Linked DNA regions of Homo sapiens: region 1 is linked to region 2. A link is a loop called in an ENCODE intact Hi-C map of the cell type or tissue named here. Cell type or tissue: heart left ventricle. All regions are shown on one strand.

The links. Peaks named below come from ENCODE experiments on the same cell type or tissue, not always from the same donor. Only the 100,000 strongest peaks of a DNase experiment are listed, where the experiment ranks them.
Region 1: it touches region 2 in a loop (2.9-fold over the local background); 22 of 110 quality-filtered maps call a loop at or near these places.

Annotation. Positions count from the first base shown.
Region 1 is chr6:89,975,961-89,978,460 of GRCh38, reverse strand. All of the region lies in intron 6 of BACH2 (BACH transcriptional regulator 2), which reads left to right. Among named protein-coding and RNA genes, the nearest start is that of GJA10, 83 kb to the right of the region's middle. In heart left ventricle, no CTCF peak of the experiment used is centred here; no DNase peak of the experiment used is centred here.
Region 2 is chr6:90,178,032-90,180,531 of GRCh38, reverse strand. The region is part of intron 4 of BACH2 (BACH transcriptional regulator 2); the gene reads left to right. Among named protein-coding and RNA genes, the nearest start is that of BACH2, 120 kb to the left of the region's middle. In heart left ventricle, a CTCF peak has its summit at 1,124 (motif pointing right); no DNase peak of the experiment used is centred here; H3K27ac peaks cover 429 bases.

The DNA.
Region 1 (2,500 bases), 200 kb after region 2:
AATGCATGAATGGGAGATATTCCTGGACTTATTTGCATTCATTACTTGCTGGTAGTTTCTCTGTTGAGGTCTCCATCCTTGTTTTTACAGAGCTTTTGGCAGTGTTTCTGCAGTTGGTGTGTGAATTTTTATGATCTGTTGCATGTTATTCATGCAATTTCCTGCCCTGTAATGGTATCAGTTTTCCAGACGCAGAGGAATACAGACTAAAACCCAGGAGCCTGTATTAGCATAAAATGTCCCAGTTCTGTCAGTTTGATTAATTTGTCTCTTTGTCTCCACTCTATATGATAAGTGCTATTAATGGTTGCAGCACTTCATATGTCAAAGTCTTTCTTCCTAATGACTTGAAAATGCGGTTTATTTCCCCCCTTTTTGTATTATTTTTCTCATTTAGCATTCCACTCAAGTATAGATTTATGCCATGCTCTTTCATTATCTTACTGGTTGCAGCACTGGAGTGATTACATATGGTGTAGAGTATGCGTAAAGATGTGATCCCAGGGGCAGCAGCTGCTGATGCAAGCTGAAAATAGATCCAGCGTACGCTCAGCACTTTTCCCAGAGGCCTTTTATTTATTAGTAACAGTCTTCGTACAGGACAGCTTGGATCCTCATTTAGCAAGATGACTTTTTGCCTTTCTGAACACTGCAGTGACTTTGCTCTATTTACTGACACTGCTGTGTAATTTTTTTCAACCGCCTTGTATCTCAGCAATGACTTAACCTAACATAAATTGTAATATAATCTCGATATATAATGAACTCAAGAAGCGATAGGCTCCATTTGAAGTAATAGAGCTTGACAGATCTAAGGTTTAAATTAAATAATCCTATTTGTAAGACAGCATTTGTACATGGTACACTGCTTTAAAATGAATTTCTATTCTTCTCCAGTGGTTCTTACACCGTTTTTAGTATTCTCCCTTTCAAAAGGACTTTTCTTCAGAAAGAAATGGATTGCAAAGCCAGCAGCTCTTTCATAAGGAAAGAATAAGATGAAATGTTTTTTTACCCAGTTCAATCACTGAACTGGAACCAGCATCATTAATGATTTGAAATGGGTAGTTATTAATCCAAGCTGGCAAATCCAATAGCTCAGACTTCTCTATCAGCACAGTACATCTGTGATACAAATATAATAGCAGAATTTAGGATTAAGATAATAGCTAACCTTCTGTACATGGCTTTAGGTTCAAATATATATTTTTTCATAAATTTGAAAAGTCCCAATAATGAATATATGTATTCATTTTTCAAATAAATCCAAGAAGGGCTCTTATTTTGTATTCTTTTTGAGAGGTGTACTTTCAGTAGGATAAGGAGAAAGTTCATTGTATATCCTAGCAGATAGCATCTAGATAATAATTTCTCACTGCATGATAAAATTTGCCAAATTGCAAAAATGAAAAAGTATTAACATTAAAAGTTTACAGACAAATGACAAATTGAGAGTATTACTTATCGGCAGGACCTAGTCATATGAAGAAGCTTTAAAGAAAAGTGAATTTGTAAATAGCGAGCAGACCTTTTTCTGGTGAAGTAGTAGATAAGGGAGGCAAAAAGCTCAGGCAAGTTAATAAATTTGCTTTTTGCTATTTTATGTGTGATTTTTTTTACCTGCTCCAGAGCCAACGAGGTATCTGGACAATTATCTCCTAAAATCTGTTATTGCCTTTGGGCTAGTACCATGAGTTTTTTCTCTTTGGTAATAGAGATTTTATATGATCAAACAGGGCTAAACCCATGATTTCCTGCTAGGTTAGGTTAAAAATTAAAACAGTGATTCAGGATAGAGACATAAAGTGTGATTGTTTCGTTTTAGTGGGTACGTGACCCATAATGCTGTTGAAGGAACAGTCATTCAAACCGTTTCTAAAATAAGCAAAGCAAGGGACATTTGAGTTGAGTAAAAGAGAAGACCCCCTTTTCCTGCCCACACACACAATTGCAGGAGCAAGTATAAGGCCACAGCATATTGTCGGCTGTGATCATTGTGGTTCATATATCTTTCAAGTTTGTTTTGGAGTTTAGACTGCTAGTAGCCCACTGTAATGAGAGCAGCAGCTTGCCCCTGCCTTACAGATGCCCCCTAAGGCAGTAGTGAGATGGTAATAATAGGATAGAAGGCAAGCGGGAGCTTGCCTGCGGCTAATGTGCCTGCATTTTTACGCTTTATTTTTGTCTTCCTTTCTTTCTCTCCCATCCGGCTTCACGCTCTTGCGTACAAAGAGCACCCAAGCCAGTTCTCCAGACTCATCCCTAATTCCCTCCTTGTGACACAGTAATGTTATAGCTGATTTTATTCTCTGTCTAGTGGCCTCAGAACAGCGGGCGATCTTGCTTGCTATAGGAGAAGTGATACTCAGGCATGACAAGATGGATTCAGGATGGGGTTTAAGTATTAACTCTTAATTTCCTAGCTCTTGTGGTTCTAAATTAGATTCCATGTTGTTATAACTGTGAGAGAATGTGAGCATTTATATGTATGTGTGTCTGT
Region 2 (2,500 bases):
GAGAGGTGGTTGAGGCATGAAAAGCTACCTGTTGGGTACAGTGTACACTACTTGGGTGACAGGTACACTAAAATCCCAGGATTTACCACTATACAGTTTATTCATGTAACCAAAAACACTAGTATGCCTAAAGCTATTGAAATAACATTTTTAAGTATTAGTGCAATTTTAAGTTCATAATTTTAGAGGTATAATTGCTATAAACTTAGAAACATTTAAACATTTAGCTATTTATATTTCTTTTATACTTATTTAACTTTGGAATTTTGAATAATAAATTTTACTCTTAGTTTTTTTGTGCATAATAGTTTTTATATTGATTTTAATAAGTAACATCAATATTTTAAAAAGTTAAATTTTTATTTTTCATATATTGTTTCTTGAAAGTGTATAGCATTTATACTTCTGAAATTATTAAAGTTTAAAATGCACTAAGACTTTTAGAATTCCCTGTTAAACATTCTTTTTTTATGTTTTGCTCTTCTCAGAAAACTGTGTTGAAATCTCTTCATTCAATTGATAAAGCTCTAGAACATTCTTTTTAATGGGTGCATAATATTCCAGTGGGGTAACTATTAGAATTTTTTATTCTACAATTGCCCTACTCATGGATATTTACTTTGGTCTCAGTTTTTTTGGCCATTGTCCACACTGAAATCATAAACATCTTTGTATTTGTTCTTAGATACAGTGCTATTAGTTCTATGGCATTGGTTCCCAGGAGTGGGATTGCAGGATTAAAGAGTAAATGTAATTTTAAATTTAATAGATGATACTATAAATGGCTTTAATTAATCATAATACCTTAGATTTTAGATTCATTGAAAATAACATTCACATGCATTATTTCTTTGATGCCCACAATAACCTTTGAGGTAGATAGAGTGGATATTATTCCCATTTTTCTGATGAGAAGATGGAGGCACAAGATGCTTCATAGTTTCTTATAGTTACTCAGTTAGAAAGACCTTCACTCCAGTCCAGAACTAAGCCTTATCCTCAATAAGCTCCATACAGTCTTTCTTTACCTACATTTTTTGTTTTGGTAGATCAGTTAGAAGAAAACCTTCCAAATCCATCAAGTTAAGAAAAAGAAAGGTACCTTTGGTTATGCCACCAGGAGGGGGCAGTAGTTGAAACACATTTATTTTTCTAAATATTAGCACCCCAGCCCCTTTTAGGGGTTGTATCTTTGTTTCTTTGATATTTGTAATGTCTTAATTTTAGTTTTAGGTTACTTGTTTCGTCATTAAAATCTTCATTATGACAGATGGATACATTTCATTAGTGATCAATTTCTTCCCATTTTTTTTTTAATTTATAGAAATACACACTAGAGTGTCTCCCAAGGGTTGTAATGCACATTGTTTCCTTGGTTCCCTTAAAGAACTCCTTCACATATTCGGAGTCTGACTGACTGTTCAAATGCCACTTTTGCAAACTTACTGGCAATGTGATTCGGGGCAGTTCATGTAGTGCTCAGTTTCCTCATCTGTAAAAAGGGGAGAACATACCTTCCTCCTAAGTATATTTTAACGAGTCATAAAAAATGTAAACCATTTAGCACAGCATGTATCCCAGAGCACAGGCTCAGTACCTACATGTGCATATGTGGTCCCCTGCGGAACCAGGCTAACACTGCTGATAGTAACATGTTGAGTCCAGCCATGTCTCCCAGGAACACACTGGGTGGTATGTATTTTTTAAATACTTTGCATCTGTGCCATTCTCAAAATGCCATCAAGCTCCTCTGCATTTTGTGCCCAAAGCAAGTATTGATGCAGCACAGCTCCTTAAATAAAAGTGAAATTATAGGAAGTCTCATGGCATTTCTGGGTACTTTTTTTTTGAGTGACAAGTGTTTAAACCACAGTGAATACTTTGGTTCCTGCAAGGGTTTGATTGAGAGGAACAGCAAAAAGAAATTTAGTTTCTCTTCCTCCAAGTGAACATTGTTTTCTTAGCTGTCTTTTTTGGGAGTTGGGAAGGAGTGGTTACTGAAAACTAATAGTGTGTGTAAATAGGAGCGAGGAGTACAGTTAGCGTTTACGCACTATTACTAGTAGACACGCCCCAGAAATGGGCTCAGGAGACATCTGGGAACAAACAGATTTTTTCCCTTCAAATATGTTAAGAATCTTTTTGTTTCTAGTGGGAACAGCTGTAGGATTCAGCTGTTTGTTTGTAATCTGATGTCTGAGTGAGGGATGATGTTTAAGATGTAGTATACTAATATACAGAATGTCATCTTAGGTAATAGTGAGGTGGTGAGGGAAGTGGAATGAAGCTGGGAAATTCAGTGTTAGAGCTGACATTTCATTCTCTCCGAGGTTTGTGAAAAGGCCACAGCAAACTTTGCATTTCCCCAGGAAGGAGGGCGGAGGTTCGGTTGGTATCACACCCTGCACATTATTTAAACACTAGCTTGTTGATTTTCTCTTCTGTGAAGAGCAGTTATAGAAAGCGTGTTTCTGGCTGACTTCATCCTGGTTCCCTGCTA